Regions from separate parts of the Homo sapiens genome. Here regions 1 and 2 are each linked to region 3. The links are chromatin loops, found by intact Hi-C in ENCODE. Cell type or tissue: ascending aorta. All regions are shown on one strand.

Region 1 (8,000 bases), 180 kb after region 3:
ATATCTATGGCTCAGCAATGTTACTCTCAAGTATATTACTCACTGAAATACCTACATAGATAGAAGCAAAACACATATACAAGAATGTTTACAGAAGCATTATTCTCAATAACCAAAAGCTGGGAATAGTTCACACGTTCTTCAATAATGAAATGAATAATAAATTTAAGTATATCCCTTATGATGAAATGTCATATACAATGAATCTGAGTGAACTATTAATACAGAGATCAGCATGGCTGAATTTTAAAAACATAATATTAAGTGAAATAAGTTGGACCTAAAATAATACATACTCCATGATTCCATTTATGTAAAGTTAAAATAGGCAAAACCAATGTATGGACTTAGAGTAGTTGTTACTTTTGAAGGCAGTGGTTAATGACTGAGAGAAGGCATAAGACAGCCTTCTTTATACTTGGGATTTGTGTAATGTGTCTGCTTTACTTAAATAAAAATGTTTATTTAAAAATATGAAGATAGATAAATTATAGATTGTTCTCTGAGGGAGACAATCTACAATTATCCAGGTGGTAAGTCTACACAGTGCAAATGGGCTTCCTAACTACTGACTGAGGTACTGCTGCTTAATATGGAAGTTCAGATGGGGAGAGCAGAGGGAACCAAAAGAACCCACGTCCTAGAGGATTTTTTCTAAATGTCTTGTGAGCATTTTTTCCGCATTTAAAAGATTTACTTGTCGGAATTATTTATGTGCAATATGATTGTAGAAAGAAATCACCTAGAAAGAAATCACAGCCAATTCATTTTTCAGCCTCTAAACACTTGGACAGAGGAGCCATATATGAATATGTTCAAAAGAGTTAAGGCCATCTCCTGTGGGTATCAGAGAGGCATAATTAGAATGCATTGAATTCTCTCCAACTGGTTTGCTGAAGCTCTTATGTGAGCTTTTTCTTTTCCTTCCTTTAAAAAAAAATAATAAATAAATAAAAATCCGGGCATGACAACAGGAGTAGCAGTTTCCAGTCTGTTGAAGTTGTTTGCTTCCGTGACCGTACCATGCAGGGGGCGAGAGACGTTGCCCACAGCATCATCTTCGAAGTGAAGCTTCCAGAAATGGCATTTAGCCCAGGTAATTTGCCGGTCTTTGAAAATGCATATAATTATCATTTATCAGAAACGGAACCAGGTTTACTTTCTTTTCATATCGTCACAATGGCAGAAGAAAGGAAGAGAAAAGTACAACTTGTACCTCTTTGCCAATGCAGACACCTACTTCGAACAGAGGGCATGCTCTGCTATTCAGACTGGAACAAAGGCAAAGATTGTGACCAGGAAATTTTCTCTAGGCAGTTTTTTCAGTCTTCAGGATTTGTTCCCCTCTGCTCCCCCCGTTTTCAATTTTACTTTTCTTTAACACAAAATCTTTATTCCTGTCCATTCTTAAAGGAAGGATGAAGTATTAATGCACTTAAATATTTATTTGTTATATACTTAAAGTTGTATGTGATCCTGTTCTTCATATAGTAAACCAGTCAGGAAAAATGCCATTTCTCCTTCCACATTTAATATCTTCATTTGATCCTTATGTGACAGTTATCAGCTTTTACCCCCATTTTATAAATTGAGAAACTTAGACTGAGAGACATTTTATCTATAGAGAGATATATGTGTGTGTGTGTGTATATATATATACACATATATATATTTACATATGTCACAGAGATTGAATACATATTCAAGTTTGAGTAAAATAAGGATATAATGCCCAGCTCCGGATATATTTCTTTTTTTTTTTTTTTTTGAGATGGAGTCTCACTCTGTCGCCCAGGCTAGAGTGCAGTGGCGTGATCTTGGCTCACTGCAAGCTCCGCCTCCCGGGTTCATGCCATTCTCCTGCCTCAGCCTCCTGAGTAGCTGGGACCACAGGCGCCCACTACCACGCCCGGATAATTTTTTGTATTTTTAGTAGAGACGGGGTTTCACCGTGTGTTATCCAGGATGGTCTCCATCTCCTGACCTTGTGATCCGCCCACCTCAGCCTCCCAAAGTGCTGGGATTACAGGCATGAGCCACCGCTCCCGGCCAGCTTCGGGAATATTTCTTACCCGGAATCCATGTCCTATGTCAAAGTCAGAGCACGATGTCTGGCACATCATAGGTGCTTAATAAATGTTATGTAAATTTCCTAGCTCACATAAAGCCCAGCACTTTTATACTTCTTGCCAGAATAATTCCTCATCTCTATGTGATTTATATGCTTTTCAGAGCACTTTCACAACATTTATTATTATTATTATTGAGGCAGAGTCTAGCTTTGTCACCCAGGCTGGAGTGCAGTGGCATGATCTCGACTCACTGCAACCTCCGCCTCCCAGGTTCAAGTGATTCTCCCTCCTCGGCCTCCCAAGAAGCTGGGATTACAGGAGCCCGCCACCATGCCCAGCTAATATTTGTATTTTTAGTAGAGACAGGTTTCACCATGTTGGTCAGGCCAGTCTTGAACTCCTGACCTCAAGTGATCCACCCACCTTGGCCTCCCAAAGTGCTGGGATTACAGGCATGAGTCACTGAGCCTGGCCTCATATATATTATTTAGCTTGTTCCTTATATCATCCTCATGGTTCCAAGGCACATTTCTTTCCTTATGCCATAGATATGCCTTAAAATGTGTGTGTGTGTGATGGGGGAGGTGGTGTCAAAATCTCTTCCAAGGCCAGGCGCCGTGGGTTATGCCTGTAATCCCAGCACTTTGGGAGGCCGAGGCGGGTGGATCACCTGAGGTCAGGAGTTCGAGATTGGCCTGGCCGATATGGCGAAACCCCGTCTCTACTAAAAATACAAAAATGAGCTACGTGTGGTGGCGGGCGTCTGTAATCCCAGCTCTCAGGAGGCTGAGGCAGAAGAATCGCTTGAACCTGGGAGGTGGAGGTGTAGTGAGCCGACTGCACTGCTGCACTCCAGCCTGGGTGACAGAGCAAGACTCTGTCTCAAAAAAAAAAAAAAAAAAAAAAATCTCTTCTGAGATATCTTTTCTAGAGTGCTACAGTCAGAAGGATTCAGGATTGGCCCACATGACATTTTTTCAGCGATTCTATGCTCTAACACAGATGTCTTTACACAATTCGCTGAAAGATTGACAGAGTACTTCTGCTTGATCAAAGGACGATGCTGCTTTTCAGTTTAGAGCCTTTGCCTTTCTGCTGTTTTTAGATATTTGCATTGGATGTAGCACCCTCTCCTGGCAAATTCTAAAATAGCTCCTGTGTAATGTTAACTTACATGCTATACCTTTGTTTTATTAAACCACACTTAAAGATAGTCGCAGGGGTGTCCAATCTTTTGGCTTCCTTGGGCCACACTGGAAGAAGAATTGTCTTGGACCACACATAAAATACACTAACACTAATGATAGCTGATGAGCTAAAAAACAAATGCAAAAAAACTCAATGTTTTAAGAAAGTTTATGAATTTGTGTTGGGCCACACTCAAAGCTGTCCTGGGCCATGGGTTGGACAAGCGTGGTCTTAGGGAATGAGGTGAGAGTTAGCTAAAAAGTAATGTGGGTCTGGTCTGTGTGTCTGACAAGCTGCCAGGCACCTTCCATGGGGTAATCACTTAATTCTGCCAACCACTCTGCAGAGAGGCAGTTTTCTTTCCACTTTTATGACAAAGTCACTGAGTTATTCTTACATCCTACTCTCTATGATAAGGCTCATGCTTGATGATGCTGACATTTTTTTTGCTTTTTTTGAGACAGAGTCTTGCCCTGTCGCTTGAGGCTCGAGTGCAATGGCACGATCTCGGCTCACTGCAACCTCCGCCTCCTGGGTTCAAGCGATTCTCCAGACTCAGCCTCCCGAGTGGCTGGGATTACAGTCGCGTGCCACCACGCCTTGCTAAGTTTTTGTATCTTTAGTAGAGTCGGGGTTTCACTGTGTTGGCCAGGCTGGTCTCGAACCCCTAATCTCATGATCCACCCGCCTCGGCCTCCCAAAGTGCAGGGATTACAGATCCACCCGCCTCGGCCTCCCAAAGTGCTGGGACTACAGGCATGAGCCACTGTGCCCGGTCATTTTTTTTTTTTTTTTTTTTTTTGAGACAGTCTCGCTCTGTTGCCCAGACTGGAGTGCAGTGGCAGGATCTCAGCTTACTGCAATCCTGGGTTCAAAAGCAATTCTTCTGCCTCAGCCTCCTGAGTAGCTGGGACTACAGGTACACGCCGCCACACATGGCTATTTTTTTTGTATTTTAGTAGAGACGGGGTTTCACCGTGTACCCAGGCTGGTCTTGAACTCCTGAGCTCGGGCAATCTGCCTGCCTCAGCCTCCCAAGGTGCTAGGATTACAGGCGTGAGTCACACGTCCAGCCGATGCTGACATTTAAACTCAGGAACCACACCGTACATTTCCATTTGAAAAAGGTTTTCTGTCGTCCACTAATGCCTTTAACACATCTTCTTAATGCCTGATATTAAATGTAGATTATTTAGCTTAGGAAAGGCAAATGAATTTCCTGTTTTTCATGTAAATTAATATGTTCCCTCTTAGCTGTAAATAAAACTTTATGGTAAATACAACTTCATAAAGAATTTTTCTATATCATAATGTAAACTGAAAATATAAGTATGGTTGTACTTTTCAATACTTCTAAGACATCCCATAGTTGCCATGGTAATGGTATAAGGAGTATTATTTTAAATTATTTTATTTTATTTTATTTTTTGAGACAGGGTCTTGACCTGTCACCCAGGCTGGAGTGAGTGCAGTGGCAAAATCATAGCTCACTGCAGCCTTGACCTCCCAGGCTCAAACCATCCCCCCAGCTTAGCTTCCCGAGTATCTGGGACTACAGGCATGTGCCACCACACCCAACTAATTTTTGTATTTTTTGCAGAGACAGGGTTTCACTATGTTGCCCAGGCTGGTCTTGAACTCCTGGGCTCAAGCAATCCTCTAGCCTCAGCCACCCAAAGTGCTGGGACTACAGGTGTGAGCTACCTTGCGCAGTCGAGGAGTATTATTTTAAATATCCTATGTCTTCTTTTGCTTCCTCATGGTGTGTTGTGTTACAGCTCTGGCACCTGGTGGAGGAAGATGGCAGACACTGCTGCGGGTAGAGATCCCATCTTAACTCTGTTTTTTCTTGTGCTGCTCCTGCTTGCCCACTATGGGAGACAGCACCTAATTTTTTCCTAAAAAATATTTTCTTGGCCAGGTGTGGTTGCTCATGCCTGTAATCCCAGCATTTTGGGAGGCCAAGGCAGGCGGATCATGAGGTCAGGAGATTGAGACCATCCTGGCCAACATGGTGAAACCCCGTCTCTACTAAAAATACAAAAATTAGCTGGGCATGGTGGTGCGCACCTGTAGTCGCAGCTACTCAGGAGGCTGAGGCAGGAGAATCGCTTGAACCTGGGAGGCGGAGGTTGCAGTGAGCCAAGATAAGTGCCACTGCACTCCAGCCTGGCGAGACAGCAAGACTCTGTCTGTCTCTCTGTCTTTCTAGCTCTCTCTCTCTCTCTCTCTATATATATATATATAATTTAATTTGGTGTATGTCTTATAGGTATAGATTATATGGATGCAGGTATGGTAAATTACATACTATTGCCATATGTGTTATTTTTTTCATTATTAAGTTTAAAGGGCATCTAATTTTCTTAGAAATGGCTATAGCCTTTATTATTATTATTATTTTTTGAGAGATGAGGTCTTCTTATGTTGCCCAGGCTGGCCTTGAACTCCTGGGCTAAATCCTTCCTCCTGCAATCTTTCCTCCTGCCTTAGCCTCCCAAGTAGCTGGGACTACAGACATGAGCCCAGCATCTGTAACCTTTTGAGTATAGAGAACTTTTAATTTGAAATTATGTCTTATTTTTGTCTAATAATTTCTTACCTGTATCAAGAGAAAACCTAGGCTGGAGTTATGGATTACAATACTAGGCTGTGATTCTGTAGTTCTTGTCAAGTTCCTTGCTATGTATCAAAGACACATTAAAAAAAAAACTTTTATTTTCGGTTCAGGGGTATATGTGGTTTGTTATATAAGTAAACTTGTTTCCCAGGGGTTTGTTGTACAGATTATTTGATCACCCAGGTACTAATACCTAGTACCTAGTATTTTTTCTGATCCTCTCCCTCCTCCCACCCTTCACCCTCAAGTAGGCCCCAGTGTCTGCTGTTCCCCTTTGTGTCCATGAGTTCTCATCATTTAGCTCCTACTTATAACTGAGAACATGTAGTATTTGGTTTTCTGTTCCTGCACTAGTTTGCTAAGGATAATGGCCTCCAGCTCCATCCATGTTCCTGCAAAAGACATGATCTCGTTCTTTTTTTATGGCTGCATAGTATTTCATGGTGTGTGTGTACCACATTTTCTTTATCCAGTCTGTCATTGATGGGCATTTAAGCAGATTCCATGTCTTTGATGTTAAGAGACACATTTTTAATTGAATCTAAGAGTAGTAATAAAATCAAACAAAATATCAATTAATGGCAGGTGGGAACTCTTTTTTTTCCCCACAGAAAAACAATTCTGAAGTCTTAACCTCTTTATGAAACTCAAATCTGACTGGGTATGGTGGCTCATGCCTGTAATCCTAGCTGCTCCGAAGGCTGAAGCTGGAGGATCACTTGAGCCCAGGAGTTCAAGACCAGCTTCAGCAACATAGCAAGACCCTGTCTCAAACAAGAAAACTCTATTATTTCAGTTTTAATTTTTCATGGCATTAAAAAATACCACATCAGAGTGCCCGATTTAAAAGGGGGAAGGACGTTTGTTTTCTGGCTTCTTGCTGTGAATGATACCCTCAGCCAAACTGGGGCCCAACTAGCTTTCAAGGATAATTGGTCCTATGGTTTCTCATTGACCGTCCTATCCCAGAAACAAAAGATCGTGTAAAGGAAATCAGTACCTTCTAGGTCCCGTAATTATATTGGGCAATACTATTTTTTTAAATGTCAACAGCTGAAAAGTTTCCCAAGGAAAGGAAAATTGTGATCTTGATAGAAATTCAAAAGTAGGAGAATGGACAAAGAAAACCAGTGTACAGGCCGGGCGTGGTAACTCATGCCTGTAATCCCACCACTTTGGGAGGCCAAGGCGGGTGGATCACGAGGTCAGGAGATCAAGACCATCCTGGCTAACACGGTAAAGCACCATCTCTACTGAAAATACAAAAAATTAGCCGGGCATGCTGGCGGGCGCGTGTACTCCCAGCTACTCGGGAGGCTGAGACAGGAGAATGGCGTGAACCCAGGAGGTGGAGCTTGCAGTGAGCCAAAATCGCGCCACTGCACTCCAGCCTGGGCGACAGAGCGAGACTCTGTTTCAAAAAAAAAAAAAAAAAAGAAAAGAAAAGAAAACCAGCGTATAATTAGAAACAAAATTAAAATTCCCCCAGTCCCATACATCTTAACTTCAAGTCAAGGAGTTTCTCTTCCTGCAGAGTCTGTTGCTTAAGGCAGACAGTGGAGGTGATGCTGGAAGTGTAGGCTGTGGTGGGGTGAATTTCTTGCTTAGTAGTTCAGGTTTTATTGTGAGCAGTGGGAATTCAATGAGAAAGGGGGAGTAGCAGAGGTCCTGAGATGTAGGGAGCGCAAGAGAGTGGGATCCACTAGCAAGATTTACAAGGCTGTGGTTCCACCAAGGCAAGCAAAGCTTTCATTAACATGAGAAGGTAGCAGGTGTGTTCTGCAAAGCAATTGAGATGTTTAAGAGAATTTTGCAACAGTAGAATACAGCAGTGTTTCCCTGAATGTGTCCCTTGAGATTGTAATTGGTATACAGGGAAATGAAGGGAGATATGGAGAGCCACGTAAGTGTGGGAAACACAAAGCCAAATCAAATCACGTGGGTTCTGTACTGCAGGTTTCTCAGAGCTTTTATCTCCCTCATGTGCAATGTGAATGGCCAGGTTTGAGTGGTAGTGGGGGCTGGATATAGAAGACAGATATAAGTATAGAAGCATTTCCAAAGTCTGTTTAGCTACAGGATCCTTATCCTCTGAGATTATTGAATAGGACACACTTTGG
Region 2 (8,000 bases), 130 kb after region 3:
TTTTTTTTTTTTTAAATTCCTTCCTGTGACAGATTCTCACCCTGTCACGCAGGCTGGAGTTCAGTGGCACAATCACGGCTCACTGCAGACTCGACCTCCTGGGTTCAAGTGATCCTCCCACCTCCCACCTCAGCCTCCCAAGTAGCTGGGACTACAGGTGCCTGGCAATTTTTTTTTATTTTTTGTAGAGATGGGGGCCCACCGTGTTGCCCAGGCTGGTCTTGAACTCCTGGGCTCAAGCAGTCCTCCTTCAGCCTCCCAAAGTGTGGGGATTACAGGTGTGAGCCACTGCACCCAGCCCTATTTTACTTCTTTATTCATGGATAACATACATAAAGTGCACTGATAGCAAATGTTTAGCTTGTGGCTTTTTACATAGGTATATGCCTTGTAACCACCACCCAGCTCAAGATACAGAATATTTCCATCTCCCCAGGAGCCTTCCTCGTGGCCTTCTCAAGTCAGTAGCTCCACCTCACCCTGTAATCACCATTCTAACTTCTGTCAGGTTGATTGGTTTTGCCTGTTGAACAACGTATAAAGCTGTGTGTGACACACAGCTTTTATCTTAATAGTAAGATAAAATTATTCTTACTATTTTATTTTGGAACAGTTTCAAACTTACAGAAATTCTACAAGAATAAGACAGATACCTTCTATTTATCCATCTCCCAGAGACTCCCATTCAGTTTTTGTCCCAATAATGTCCTTTTATAGTGGAGCATCATCCCAGGATCACACGTGGTCCCCAGCTGTCACGTCTTTGTGGTCTCTTTCAGTCTGGGACAGCTCCTTGTCTCCCTTTGACTTTTAAGACCATGGCACTTCTGAAGACTATAATCCTGGTCATTTTGTAGAATGTTTTTCAACTTGGGTTTATCTGATGTTTCCTCCCATGAGATCCAGGTTGTGTATTTTCATCCAAACACCACAGATGCTGTGTTCTTTCCATGGCATTCTATCAGATAGCACACAGTGTCTGTTTGTCACGTTGCTGCTGGTGTTAACTTTAATCTCTTCATTAAAATGCTATATTAATGACCAGATATTGTCACTAGTAGCTACCAGAATGCTTTCAGAAAGAAACATTTATTCTTGACTACTTTCATATGCAGTTGCATAAGGTTTTATTTGCACTGATTTGTGCATGCATGTTTCCTGCCCGCTAAGGTCTTAGTCCTGAAAAAACAATAATAGGTTTAGGGACCTAAGTTATATGGCATATCGTCGTATGTTCTTCATGATTCCTTACTCCATATTCTGTGGTAATTGGCTTCTGGGGTTTGTTCTCATAGTCATAGAAGTTTGGGTTATTTCTTGCTTTTGTTTCTTTTCGGGAGGATATCTATAGAAAGTTCCTTGTTTTTGTTTTGTGTTTTTTTTTTTGTCTTTTCTTTTCTTTCTTTCTTTCTTTTTTTTTTTTTTTTTTTTTTTTTGAGACAGGGTCTGGCTCGATCACCTGGGCTGGAGTGCAGTGGTGCCATCTTGCCACCTTGGCTTACTGCAGCCTTAATCTCCCAGGCTTAAGCGATCCTCCACCTGAGTCTCCCAAGTAGCTGGGAACACAGGCGCATGCCACCGCCATGCCCAGCTAACTTTTTAAATATTTTTGGTAGAGACGGAATGTTGCCCATGTTGCCCAGGCTGGTCTCAAACTCCTGAGCTCAAGCTATCCTCCCGCCTCAGACCCCCAAAGTGCTGGGATTGCAGGTGTGAGCCACCGCACCCAACCTTTTTTTATTATTATTATTATTTTATTTTTAAATTAATTTTTTCTAGAAATGGTGTTCTGCTATGTTGCCCAGGCTGGTCATGAACTCCTGCCCCCAAGCAGTCCTCCTGCCTCAGCCTTCCGAAGTGCTGGGATGCAGGTGTGAGCCACTGTGCCTGGCTGATAAAAGGTTTCTAAAATTCATCCTAGTAATGTTTGAGAGCCACTCACAAGGGATTAGGGACATTGAAAGGAATATGAGCCAGGATCTGTATTTGTAGAGTTTACAATCAAGTTTGGTGGAGGCAAACAGGTAAGCAAAGAGTTGAAAAACAATACCAAATGTCTAGGTGGCTTAGAGCCAGGAGTGATTAAATATAGCTGCCAGGGGAGGAGTATGAGGGGAGTGAAGACAGGCGAGGCACCTCTGAGAAGGCTTTCCTGAGCAGGTCACCTCTGAGCTGCTCTGTGAATGCCAGGCAGTCACAGAAGCAAGGTGAGGGAGAACAGGGAACACTTTTCAGACAGAGGGGCTGTGAGTTCTAGGCCATGGGGGCCTGAGAGCGGCTGCTAAGGAGCATCAAGTCAGAGGTGAGGAGTGACAGGGCCGTGGGGTAGAACTAGAAAAGTCGGAAGGCAGCAGCGGCGGTCTGGGAGAAAGCATAAGGAAACCATCAGAGGTGTAGTCATATGCCTGCTTAAGATGTAGAATGCTGCTGATGCAGTCTTTCCGGAACGTTATGAGCCTTAATAAATATCAAATGAGCTTCGTCTTGGCTTAATGATGCTGAGAGATGTGTGAATGTTTTGAGTAGACTGTATTTACCAGTTCATAAAGAAGTATTTGCAGCATTACAAGGTGCCTATTGCAGGCCAGCAGATGTGGCCTTAGAATCTGGCCTTCGCCCTCAGCGCCCTCACTGATCTTTACTGCCCTTTAAAAAGATTATGCCAAAAATATCAGTCTTCCTCAAAACAAAATATACTATTGGCACCTTCAAAGAATCAAAAGATAACAGGTTTGGAAGATCATTTAGTCCAGGAGTCAGCAAACTATAGCCTGTGGATCAAGTCCTGCCCGAGGCCTTTTTTTGTGCAGTCCAGGAGCTAAGAATGGTTTTTGCATTTTTTTAAGGGTTGTAAAAAAAATAAAATACACAGCAGACTGTTTGAGGCCTGCAGTGCCTTAAAATATTTACTATCTGGCCTTCTTCAGGAAAAGCTTGCCAGACCCTGGTCTTGTCTGACTGCCTGATACAGCAATCCTTTGTGCAGTATTACGTGGCAAATAATCATCCAATATATGCTTGAACACTTCTGCTAATGGAGAACTCATTATCTCTCTGATCTATTTCCTGTTTGGACAATTCAAGCTATTAGTAATTTTTAAACTGCTGAAATTTATCTTACTATATAGCATCCATCCATTGGCCCTTTGTGCGAAAAGAGAGCTATTATTTCATTTCAACCTTTACTGAGCTCTTAATATGATCCAGGCACTGTGCTCAGTCCTGAAGAAAGATGAGTAAGACATGGTGCTTGTTTCAAGGATCTCCCAGCTATGATTTCTTGGAACCAAAGCAGTTGAGCTGCTAGTCTTTTATCTCTCTCTTTGTCTTCTTGCCATTGGGTTAGGACTTTTTTCTTTAATTATTTTAGTTATTTCTGTATTGTTTTATATACATAATACAAACTTTAAGAGGCAAAAAAGGTCATGCAGTGAAAATAAGTCTCCCCACACTCCTCTCTCCTCACCTCCTAGCAGCTTTCTTGGGAGGCAACCGCCACTGCACATTTCCTGTGGGGATTTGATCTTAAAAAACAAAAGATTTAGATCCATGTGGACAGAAACTTTTGGTAAGTACTCATTCAGTGACATTTTCTGAGCTCCTACTTGTGCTGAGTGTGACTGAGTTTTATTTTCATTAAAGTCTGAAATTTGCACCAAGTTTGGGTGGTAGACACAGCCCCGGGGGATTGTATTGGTTAACCACACACGCTGCTATTTCAGTTTAATCTTGACTGAACTTCTTGGCTACTGCAGGCTTTCTTACACCACTAGAGTTCTTGCTCATTACAGTGTTGAATCCCTATCAAAACCTTTCCTGTTTAATTGGCAGTGACACAATCCCATCTTGTGTAACTCAGGATGTTTCACATCCTGAAATAGTTTGAAATAAAATTGAAACACACTTACATTGATGCCTATGTTAATTTCTTTCCTTGACTGTGTCTGAATATAATGTTGAAGTGTGATAGAAACAATCCTTTATCTTTCTAAGCTAAGCAGAGGCCGAAGTTTCACTTGCACTGTCCAGGGTTATACAGGCAAGCCTTACTTTTTCAGGAAGTAGGTAATGTTTGGATTTAGATTAGTGACACATGAATAACTCTGTCTATGACTCACTTCCCCCCAAATTCCCCTCCGACCATTACTTCTTAAATCTTCCCTTCCAGCTTAAGCGCTGTAGTGATGTTACATAGACGTGTATGTTCCTAAGTGATACCTTTACCATAGATTGTCCTGTTTAGGTATTTCCAGAAGATTCCTCATCATGCTGATGTTGCTTAAGACTTTTCTGTTTTCAGCCTGTCATGGAACGGTTTCAGCAGCTCAACATCAACTATATCCTCTTATGAAATAGGCCCTTGGATTCTGTTCAGAATTTCCCTAAGGCCAAATAAGTCAGAAAATATTTGAAGGATGTGCCTCTTATGCAAATTACTTTTGTGCAATCATGGATCACTGCAGCCTCAACCTCCTGGTGGGCTCGAGCTATCTTCCTACCTCAGCTTCCCGAGTTGTTGGGACTACCGATGCGCCCTGCAATGCCCGGCAAATTTTAAAACTTTTTTTGTAGAAATGGGGTCTCACCATGTTGCCCAGGCTCGTCTCAAACTCCTGGGCTCAAGCGATCCTCCTGCCTCAGCCTCCCAAAGAGTTAGGATTATGGGCATGGACCACTGCACTGGGCCTTTTTTTTCTCTCTCTGTAAAAGTAGTTTATTTGTTCTGTTTACAAAGTACAGGGAAGGAATAAGGGCAATACCTGGAACCCCTTTGGTCGCACATCTTCCCAGTCTATGCTTCTATAAATAACGTTTGTACAACAGCAAACTCATATTGTCCCCATGTGTTTTCTCACATCCTGGTAGCTGCAGTCTATAGTATAGACCGGGTAGGAAATAGATGCCTGATTCACAGGGTAGGGCTCCCCTCCAATTAGTGTTCCAGCTCACTTTTGCTAATATTGAAACAGAAGTAACTAGTTGTTCTTAAAAACTCTCTCATGAACAAGTAGGTCATAAGCAAATTATGTCTGCACAACTCCTAGAATTGTTTCAAATAACTTTATAGAAAGGCAGTGACTAAGGCCCTTTCCTCTTTCCCATCTTTCTAAGTCCTAGGCTGCCTTCATTCAGCACCTGGACTGCCGCCTGGGTCCCCCACATCCCAGCGCGGTGATGGAGGAGGGGCAGGCCAGGCCAAGCATGAGGAATAAGCTGTCTTTACTGGGCTCAGACCAGGAGCCCATGGTCTTGAGGAACTCTGTATTTATCAGTTTTCTTCTCCACGTTCTCTTCCACCTGTTTCTGCAGCCTCATGGCCTGTTTTTACTTTTGGTAGTGGATCTTGGCCTTCTCCTTCCTCTTCTCCTCCAGGTAGCTGTCACTGCCTGGTACTTCCAGCCAACCTCATGAACCAGCCACCCCCAGGTAGGCAGACTTTATTTTAGGCTTCAGACGCACAACCTTGAAGGCACCAGGAACCACTATCTGCAATTAATATACAAAATGTCTGTTATCTTCTTTTTTTTTGAGATAGAGTTTCACCCTTGTCGCCCAGGCTGGAGTGCAATGGTGCGATCTCAGCTCACTGCAACCTCTGCCTCCCGGGTTCAAGCAGTTCTCCTGCCTCAGCCTCCTGAGTAGCTGGGATTATAGGCATGCACCACCATGCCCGGCTAATTTTTGTATTTTTAGTGGAGACGGGGTTTCGCCATGTTGGTCAGGCTGGTCTTGACCTCCTTACCAAGTGATCCACCCACCTCAGCCTCCAAAGTGCTGGGATTACAGGCGTGAGTCACTTCACCCGGCCATGTCTGTTATCTTTTAAGTAGTCATCCTTAGTCGCTTTTACCCAGCTACCGAAGTGCTGTAGAATAGAGTTTTCTTTTTTGTCTTTGTGATTCTCTGGCACTGGTAAAATTCCATCTTGATGTCCTTAGCAGGTCATCAAAATTATGATGAAAACAAGTTACATTTGTCCTTGAAGAGAAAGTTGTGGATGACTGACATATGTAGGGACTTGATGATCTGTCACACAGAGGATTTTAGATGAAATCCTTTTGTACCACTGTCTGCAACTGTGTTGATTTCCTTCCACATTGGATGATAGCTCTGGCCAGGGCCTTTTTGTTTTGACTGTTGGAGAGGAGGTTAGCTTGTGAATAATTGGTTATTTTTTAGCATGTGTGAGGCTGATGGGCAGTAGAAAGTTCCTGAAAAGAAGTTTCTTCCTTCAAGGCAGTGTAATATAGTGACGAGAACAGGGGCTTTGAAGCTAGCAGACCCGGGTTATCATCTCAGCTCTACCACTTCCTGTGTGACTCTGGGCAAGTTACTTAAGCTCCCAGTGTCTCAGTTTTCTCTTCAGTAAAGTAGGCATAATCTTACCACTGGGGTTGTCAAGGGAATAACATGTAAACTGTTTAGTGTAGTGCTTGGTACAGAATGAGCATTTAATAAGAACAGTTACTAATATGACATTACTACTGCTGTTATTTAAATAGTTTTTAACAGTATTATCAAAACAGCAAGCACAGTTCATGGTGGTAAATGCCCTAATGGAAGTGTTCATCTGTCACCATTGAGAAGGGAACTGTTAATATCCACTGACTGTTACTGACAGCTTCATAAGGACCTTGTGAGATGAGAAGTACTTTTCCTGGTAGAGAGGGGAAAGGTTTCCTAGGAACATCAGCCATGCAGAAGATCAGGAAACTAGCAGGCTAAGGCTGCAGCACCTTATTCTCTGTGTAGTAAGGCCAGTAAGCTTTCGTTTGTTTGTTTAAACAAGGGAGCCACCTGTGCAGATCATTCCTGGTGGCAGTTTGTCACCTTGTTTGGAGGAGATGGGCCAAAGGCAGTGACCCGTGAGTATATCACTGCAAGAGCCGAGGTGTGAGATGATGGAGCCTGGCACGTAGCAGTGGGAATGGAGAGAAGGCAGGCAGACCTAGACAGGAAGCATGAAGTTGCATGAGGAGCATGGGCTTCAGAGTGGCGTGAATCTGGAAGCTGAATCCTGGTTCCCCTACTTTCCTAGCTGTATAGCCTTGTGTGAATTTATTTTTTTCTTTCTTTCTTTCTTTTTTTTTTTTTTTTGGAGACAGAGTCTCGCTCTGTTGCCCAGGCTGGAGTGCAGTGGCACGATCTCCATCTTGGCTCACTGCAACCTCCGCCTCCTGGGTTCAAACAATTCTCCTGCGTCAGCCTCCCAAATAGCTGGGATTACAGGCGTGCACCACCACACCTGGGTAATTTTTGTATTTTTAGTAGAGATGGGGTTTCACCATGTTTGTCAGGCTGGTCTCGAGCTCTTGACCTCAGGTGATCTGCCCGCCTTGGCCTCCCAAAGTGCTAGGATTACAGGCGTGAGCCACCACACCCAGCCTCCTTGTGTGAATTTCTTACTTCTTGGAACCTCAGTTTCTTCCTCTATAAAATTGGAGCTATTCCTTAGGGCTTCTGAGAGAATTGAATTCCCACCACACCCAGCCTCCTTGTGTGAATTTCTTACTTCTTGGAACCTCAGTTTCTTCCTCTATAAAATTGGAGCTATTCCTTAGGGCTTCTGAGAGAATTGAATTCACACCACACCCAGCCTCCTTGTGTGAATTTCTTACTTCTTGGAACCTCAGTTTCTTCCTCTATAAAATTGGAGCTATTCCTTAGGGCTTCTGAGAGAATTGAATTCAATTGAACAACCCTTGCTGCTGTGCCTAGTTTTGGTCTGTGTTCAGTAACTGTTAACCTTCATCTCATTCCAGAGGACTGTTTAAGGTTGAGCTTCTAGGAATTAGTGCTTTATTGCGTTGAGAGAGAGAAAAATTGAAGATGACTTTGAAATTTCTTCCTTGAATTAAGGTGATACTATTAAGCAAACTAGGAAATACAGAGAAAGGGGCAGAATTTAGGGAAAATATATGTTGAATTTTGGATTTGTTGAATTTGAGATTCTGAGGAATCTAAGTCCTGGCTTTAAAGGACACTTAAATATATGTTTA
Region 3 (8,000 bases):
ATTTGGTTAGCCACGATTCCTGTTTCCTAGAGGAGGGAAGAAGGAAGGGGATTTGGTTACCGAGCATCTACCAGAGCCAAGCACTGTGCTGAGCACTTTGCCTGCATGAGCTTATCTAATCCTGACAACAGCACTGTGAGGGAGAGGACATCTGTGTTCTTGCCTCTCCAGGACCCCTGTTATCCTGCTAATAGCACCTCGATTGTCTTTTAAGGAACCATCTCTCACCCACTCCTAGTTCCAGTGGCCTACAGCGGGCTGACTCTACTCCTTGACTTCAGATACAGGCATGTGACTCAGGCTTAGCCAACCAAAACAACTGTAACGGTTTCAGGACTGGGTATGTGATCCAGGCCAAGCCAATTGGAGTCAACCCTGGGATTTTTGCTGGAAATATTTGGAAAGACGTGATCTCTTTGCCTTGAGGTTGTTTAGCCATTTCCACCTCCCTATGGAAAGAGCCAGCCTGCTAATAAAAGTGGCACATATGTATAAAATAAAGCTGACAGAAAAGAAAACAGAGTCAAGACAGAGGGAGACAGATTTATGACAATTACCTTTGAGCCTCTGAAGCATCTGAATCCAGGCCTACTTCCTAAACGTTTTCATTCAAGAACACTTTATAGCCAAAGCCATTTATAATTGGGTTTAAGTTACCTGCAATCAAAAGAAACATCATGAAAATTCCTTTTTTGGGGGGGCGGTGGTGGTGGGTACAGGGTCTTGGTCTGTGGTCCAGGCTGAAATGAAGTGTTCAATCATAGCTCACTGCAGCCTTGATCCCCTGGGTTCAAGCAATCCTCCCTCCTGAGCCTCCTGAGTAGCTGGGACTACAGGCGCACACTGCCATGCCCAGCTAATTTATTTATTTTTTGTAGAGACAAGGTCTCCTCCCCGTGTTTCCCAGGCTAGTCTCAAACTCCTGAGCTCAAGTGATCCTCCCACCTTGGCCTCCCCAATCCTACCTGGGGATTACAGGGGCGAGCCACCATGCCCGGCCCATCACTAAAATTCTGGGTGTGACATAGGCATTACTATTCTTATTTTACATACAGATGAGGAAACTGAGGCTCAGAGAAGCAAAGTAAACACAGAGCTAGTAAGTGGCAGAGCAGGTATTTTTAATCTACTTATTTCTTCTCATTGCCTTCAGTCTCTACTCAGGCATTGAGGTTGTCCCTTTTTTCTGCTTCTTCCACAAAGCACAGAAGTAGGAGTGGGGCTGTGGGTCCAGACTGCTCCAGGCTCCAGATCTGGCTCAGCTGCTTCCCACCTGTCTGATCTTGGGAAGACTTACTAGCTGTATACTCTGAACAAACTCCTTCATCTCTTTGTTTTCTCATTTGCAAAACGGGATGACAACAGTACCTACCTCATGGGATTGTGAGGAATCGGTGCATTATTTATGTAAAGCTCTTAAATCAAGCCTGACACACAGTATGCAGTAAGCATGGGGCTGTTACTTTTCTGCTGCAGCCTGTATGTTGTTAGTAAGTTGATTGTGCCCTTCTGCTCCCCAACCCCTCATACAGCCTGGGGTACCTCCTGATCTGTCAGTTCCAAATGCCACAGCAAAACAACCCACACCCTGCTTACCAGGGGCTTGAAATCATGTCTAACATGTTGTTTCTAAGATGCTGATTTTTCTAAAAGTGCTGATCACCATGGGTTTAGCAGGCCTAAAACTAGCCCAGGAAGTGAAACTTTGGGGAGGAATTCCAAATAACCAAGCCTTTGCTGAAATGCAGAATGGAGAGAGGAGGGATGAAAGTGTGGACGCAGCCATTTCCCAGGCTTCCCCCACCCGCCCTGCCCCCATCCCCCCTCCCACCTCCATCCCCCCCTTACCTCCCTTAAGCCCCACAGCTATAGAGAGAGGAAATGTATTTCCTTTAGAATTTATAACAGTTGCTATCCTGAGTGCTAACTCGGTTCCAAAGGGTGCATTAGTCTGGTAAAGTGTAAAATATGGAGGCCCTGGAGAATCACCAGGGAGTGGGAGAGGGCTTTCGTGGATCCAGGGTGAGTCTTGGCTGTGGGGTTGTGCTAATGTGCAGAGGGCTGGCCAGAAAAACAAATGGGACATCCCTGACTTCTCGAATCCATAATGCCCAGGACAGTGACATGGCCTGCCATTATCTCAAGGCCAAAGTCTCATATCACTGGGCATCACAAAGTCCTTTAATCCCCACCTTGCAGATGGGATCAGTGATCTCTGAGCTACCATTTATGGAGCACTAAGCCCTTTATAGAAATGGCATCATGAAACTTTCCAACAGCCCCACGGAGATGAAGTTATAACAGCACCTTGGACCTTGGGGCCAGGCTGAGTAGGGTGGATGCTCAGTTCTCCTACATGTGACCTTGTGCAAGTTACTCAATCTCTCTGTGCCTTCATTTTCTCACCTGTAAAATAGGGATAATAATAGTTCCTACCTACTAGGACCTATTATTGTTGTGAGGATTAAATGAGTAAGCATCTGTAGCACTTAGAAAAGCATCTGACACAATGGCCCCTGTCTTTATGAACCCTTGTGTTACCGACATGGGCCCTGAGGCCAAGAAAAAGGACCATGGACCTACCATACACAGCTTGTGAAGCTGAGCCTCAGACCCAGCTCTGTGTGGTCCACAACCAGGGCTGGTGGGACTGCTGCTACTGGGAGGAGGCTAAAATACCCCTCTGACCCCCACCCCCACACCCCAACCCACCATGTCCCACCTCCTCAAACACCCTCCTCTCCCTGTGAGCTTAGGTGGTCCCTTCGAAACTGCTGGGGTAAAATCTGAAACCATAACTGTTCAAAGGTTCAAATGGAGTTTTCCCGGCGCTGAGAAGGCAGAAAAACCTCGACCTCTCTCTCCCAGCTCTGGAAATGAAGGCAGCCAGGAAGAATCCTCAAGCTCCCATTGCCAGGGACAGAGGTTCCCGGGGACCTGCAGAGGGGCCTCACCCCCACCCCACTCCTCCCCTTGCTGCTCGGGGTGGCACAGGTTGCTAATTAAAACACATCCTATTTTGAAATGTGGGCTCATTCATCAGGACGGGCTAGGGAGAAACAGAAGAGAGGTGTGAGGTTGTAGACCCTGGGGTCTCTTTAGTTCCCCGAAACCTCTAGGGGTAGGGTTCCTACTGTCAATCTTGTTCCACCTCTGTCTGACTTTGCCTTTTTCGATTTTGGCGCCCCTAGCAGGAATGAGGGGCGCAGGTATCACTATTTGTCTTTTTCAATCTATCTGTGATTGACTCTGCCAAACATCGTTTCATCTCTATTTCCATCTGTGCCTCTTTGTCTTGATTTATCTCTGTCTGTCGTTTTGTGTGCCCGCAGGTGCGTGGGTGGGGGTGGAGTTGTCTCACCAAGGTTCTGACCCTTCTGCCACCCCTCCTTCCAAACCCAAGGAGCAGTCCGCCTCGCAGAGCCCGAGCCCGGGTACCCAGCGGGAGCAGCTCCAAACCTGGGGCGCGAGCTGGGAGAGGGTGTCCGAGCGAGAGGCGCGCCCCTCGCGCCCCCTCTCTCCGCGGGGGCGGCCCTGGGCGCGTGGAACCGGGTGCGGGGGCGCTGCAGGCCCGCGGGGCCCGGGTCCCCGCCTTCCCCGCTGCTCGCGGGTGGGCCCCTCGGAGCGGCTCCTCCTCCGGCGCCCCGCTCCCCGAGAGCTCCCCGGCGCCCCCGCCGCCGCCCCCGCGACACCCAGCAGCCTGGCCGCCGCGGCCAACGCGCCACCAAACTTTCCCCGGAGCCGGCGCCGGTGAGTCGCAGCGGGGCGCGGGCTTGGGCGGGAGCGGGGCCGCCGCGGCTGGGCGAGGCTGCGCGCTGGCCAGGCTGGGTTCCGGGCATCCCGGCAGGGCGGCCGGGAACCCCGGAGCCGCCCGCTTGAGAAGAGCGCGCTTGGGTACCCTCGCGACGCGGGTGGCCTGGGGAGGGTGGCGGAGGGCGGCTCGCTCGGTGGCACCGCTCCCCTCTCCACACTGTGGCCTCAGCACTCGACGCGCAGACACCTTTAGCTTCCCCGGGCTTGGGCAGGGTGCGCGCCCTGAGCGTCCGTCTTTGAGCTCGGGCGAGCAGAGGGGGAGCCTCGTTTTCTTTGAGCCTCCCCAGGGTCTGAGTTCGCTGCTAACCGTAGTGCCAGCCCATTGGTTGAGTGCGTTCACTGTGCCAGGCTTTGGGCATCCATTATCTGTTGCAATATTGTTATACTCATTTTACAGAGGAGGAAACTGAGGCTCGGGGAGGGAAGTTGTGCCCAGGAGCATCAGCTGGTTAAGGGGAGAGAGTCAGGGTTTTGCTCGGAGTCATCCTGATCCAAATCACTTGAATACACTGAGGTAAGCCCCAGGCTCAGCGTCACCTGGAGTCGGGGGTGGGAACTGTCCGGACCACCACCCGCCCTTCCCCTGCAGTTCGGCTGCAGCTGGGGGTGTGGAGCAAGAGGCGGATCACCTCCTCCTCGTTGTACCGAGAGAGGAGGATGCTTTGGGAAAATGAGTGGATATTATGGCCAGGGAGTGGATTCTGGTGACAGAAAAGCATCGGGGCTGCTCTTTCAGAGATCAGATTCTAGAAGTTGCTCTCAGTTTTTCTCGAAGGAGCCCAGGAAGCCAGGAGCAGGAGCTGGAGTACAGCAGCTCCTCAAGGAAGTCACGTCTCCTGCTCTGTTACCCCACCCCCAGCCCCCAGTCCTCCATGAAGATCCCACCTCTTCCCTCCTGATTCCCTGATCCCTCTGAGGTGTCCGCTTGCCTGGCAGCTGATAGTGCAGAGATGTTCCAGGCAGAGTGGCTGTCCTCCGGCAGAGGGCTCCCGCCTCAGCCTGGAGCAGACAAGACGAGGCAGGCTGGGAGTCCTGGTGAACAAGGTTTTCAGGCTGGAAGGTGCCTGAATAACTCATTTCATGATTGCGGGGCCAGAAACCTGTGACAGGAGCACAGACGGAGTGTGTCCCTGGAGCATGAAGGAGAGGGGAATTGAGGGTCTTATAGGAAGAGTCTTGGAGGCAGCCAGAAACCAGCAGAGACTGGGAGAGAGGGAGGGTGTACACATGAGAGCATCATTATGCATTATCCCATCACAGCATTCTTGGAAGGTAAGTACTATTATTGAACAGATAGTCTACTGAGGCTCAGAGAGGTTAAGTAATTTGCTTGAGATTGCCCAGCTGGTCCATGACAGAATTGGGGTTTGAACACCCATGTTGCCTGACTCCCTCTAGATTATGAATGAAACTGAGGTGGCAGATGGGACCTTAGCTCCTTCTTTGCTTGTGTCTGGCAGCAGCAAAGGATGAATAGAGGAAAGCCAGGCAGCAGGTCCACTGCTCACAGGAATCCTGGACAACCCCATGTAAATCCTCGAGTGTGATTCAGGCATTTCTCCTGGTGTGGGGAGAATCTACGGAGAAGGGCAGGGGATGCCTGGCATTGTTTTCATTTTCAAATGTGACAGAGAATCCCGTGGAGGCAGGAGATGGACAGGTGCTGCCTGTCCATGATTTCAGGGCTGGGTGGAGGCCGGAGCAGCCTGCCAAGAGACCCTGCACCCCAGAGTGGTTTGGCCAATGCTGGGCTGGGAGTGGTCCTTCCTGACCCTCAGCTGAGTGTCCAAGGGAGGAGGGACTTATACATGAGCCTCCTCCTCTTCGACTCTCTCAGAATTCTGTGTTGGCACTTTCCTCTTCACAATGAAGGAGTGCCTGGCTTTTCCTTAGCAGAGAAAACACATAGCAAAGACATCAAAAGTGTGGGATTCTGGAGCTCACCTGTTGGGGTTCACATCTCAGCACTGTTGCTTATGAGTTTTGTGGCCTTGGTCAAGTTGCTACACGTCTCCGTTCCTTGGTTTCCCCATTTTTAGAATGGGGGTATTCCTGACACCTTCTTCACTGCGTTGGTAAGAGAATTAGGTGTGTTCATGTGCATAAAGCACTTCAGTGGTGCCATGTAATAGCTAAAAGTGTTAAGAGTCCATTGTTGTTGTTGCTATTAAGGCCAAACAATCCCAGCTCTGTATCCTTTCTCTGCCACCTGCAAATTGCCCAGCCTCTGCAGGCTTCTTGTTTTCTCATCTGTAAAGTGAGAGTAGGTCTGGTTAGATGTAATGTGTGCCCCAAAGTCTTACTGCAGTCTCAAGCTTTAAATAGTCTGAGACTTGAAGTCTCAGTGTGGACCTGTATAAACTTCTGATACTCTGCTAGACACTCAGCAAACGCTGGCCATTGCAACGAGTGTCACTAGTGTGGATGATATTGCTGCTACGCAGTGCAGCTTGAACTTTGTGCTCTGGCTTTGTTCTGACGAGCATGGATTTGGGACAGTTTTCAATCAGCTGTTTTCTAGAGGGACAGAAAGCTTAGGGTTGGAACCCCAGCTCTTGCCCTTAGAACCGAGAGACCCTGGGCATCGGCTTCCTTATCTGCAAAATGGCCATTCGTTCGATTTGCCAGTATCTGTTTCTCAGGATGAATGTCAGGATGGAAATGTGGAGAAAAGAAGGAAAAAAGCAGATGGTATAAATTGCAAAGAATTACATACAATTGTAAGTAATTCTCATTAGCATTCAGGCCGGGAATTAGCTATAATTGCTCCTGATCCAAGATGTTTTATCTGAAAGATGTACCTGGCAGAGGATCATTCAAGCCCCAGTCACCTGCTGCCCTCCCTTTCACAGTGACGCTGAGCATTTCTGAATCTCGGGATGTAATTATAATAAAGCTCCCATATCTCATTTATAAGTGACTCACTTCTGCCATTAATGGTTGTAGAGGACTAAGACGCATACTCTTCGGGAGCAATGCTGCTGATGCTGTCGGAGGGGGGGCCAGGATGCCTTGCCTCTTTTATGCATTCGTCCTCACTGCTGTAATTCTCCAGTGATAATGCAGGGGGATCACATGGGCCAGGATCGAAGCTGACAGCTCTCAATTTGTGCAACAGCTTGGATGGCAAGGGCCATTGAAACTTGTTGTTGCCAGCAGAATGCATGTTAGAAACTATCACATCCCAACAGAGGAATGAGCAGAAGAGGTTGAGGAAGCTGCCCCCAGGGAGTACTTAAAAGCACAGACTCCAATGTCCAACAGACATGAGTTTGAATCTTAGTTCTGCCAGTGTATTTGTTGAGGTGTGATTTCTGGCTGTCTTTCCAACCATAATATCAGCTCTAATAGAGCAGGCAGCACATTTGTTTTATTCACCAGGACATTCACAGCTCCTAGCACGTAGAAGGTATTCATGAATGTCTACGGAATGGATGAATATGTGAATGACAAATTGCTTAATTGGGCCTCAGCTTTCTTATCTGTAAAATGAGGCTAATATAGCACCCACCTTACAGGTTGCTGTGAGGTCTGAATGAAGAAATGTTATGAACAGAATAAACATTCAGCAATGCCCTTGATGATAAATAGATGGGCATAAGCAAGCAAGTTGGCTTAGTCTGGGACATTTAACTTTTCTCCCACCCTTGGACCAACAAGGGACAAAAATACTAGTTGTAAGAATCTCCTGTATTTATACAGCACTCTGCAAAGTGCTTTCTTATCCATTGACTTCTAACAAGTAGGCAGAAATTATTATCCATGTTTTATAAGAGAAGAAACAGGTTCAGAGGGGTTGGTGAAATAAGTTACAGAGTTTAGAAGCAGCAGAAATTGGAATATAAATCCAGGTTGCTCTGATTTCTAAATAGCAGCTGTTACACTGAGCTTTCCATTGCCTTCTAGAGAGTGGAAGGTGTAGTATTTAGTCTTCCATGAACATGGTATCTCTCTACTTATTTAGGATATTTTTAACATCTTTAATATCTCGTGACATGGCTTCCTAATGTTCATTTTGTGTTTTTTATATCTTTTGTTATATATATTTCTATTATTTGATAATTTGTATGCTATTATACATTTTTGATAGAAAAATTCATGTTCTGTTGGTTACTTGTTGGAGAAATATGCTTGGCTTTTGCATATTGATTTTGTATCCAGAAATCTTGTTAAACTCTCTTACTAAT

The links. Peaks named below come from ENCODE experiments on the same cell type or tissue, not always from the same donor. Only the 100,000 strongest peaks of a DNase experiment are listed, where the experiment ranks them.
Region 1: it touches region 3 in a loop (7-fold over the local background); 60 of 110 quality-filtered maps call a loop at or near these places.
Region 2: it touches region 3 in a loop (2.6-fold over the local background); 10 of 110 quality-filtered maps call a loop at or near these places.

What each region holds. Positions count from the first base shown.
Region 1 is chr3:11,331,998-11,339,997 of GRCh38, forward strand. It overlaps ATG7 (autophagy related 7), which reads left to right. Exons shown (of 21, transcript NM_001349232.2): 11 at 975-1,096. Among named protein-coding and RNA genes, the nearest start is that of ATG7, 64 kb to the left of the region's middle. In ascending aorta, a CTCF peak has its summit at 3,216 (motif pointing left); no DNase peak of the experiment used is centred here.
Region 2 is chr3:11,285,173-11,293,172 of GRCh38, forward strand. All of the region lies in intron 3 of ATG7 (autophagy related 7), which reads left to right. It also overlaps the pseudogene RPL13AP27. Among named protein-coding and RNA genes, the nearest start is that of ATG7, 17 kb to the left of the region's middle. RefSeq lists silencers at 1,455-1,587, 4,865-4,914 and enhancers at 3,406-4,605, 6,110-6,239. In ascending aorta, no CTCF peak of the experiment used is centred here; DNase peaks (open chromatin) are centred at 3,699 and 4,459; H3K4me3 peaks cover 581 bases; H3K27ac peaks cover 5,190 bases.
Region 3 is chr3:11,150,805-11,158,804 of GRCh38, forward strand. It overlaps HRH1 (histamine receptor H1), which reads left to right and starts at 3,689. Exons shown (of 2, transcript NM_001098212.2): 1 at 3,689-3,750. It overlaps LOC105376951 (a long non-coding RNA gene), which reads right to left and starts at 3,596. Exons shown (of 5, transcript XR_940593.2): 1 at 3,460-3,596; 2 at 558-657. LOC124909345 (a long non-coding RNA gene) reads left to right here and starts at 3,942. Exons shown (of 2, transcript XR_007095817.1): 1 at 3,942-4,327. In ascending aorta, a CTCF peak has its summit at 4,769 (motif pointing right); DNase peaks (open chromatin) are centred at 3,426, 3,637, 4,363 and 4,777; H3K4me3 peaks cover 3,910 bases; H3K27ac peaks cover 7,000 bases.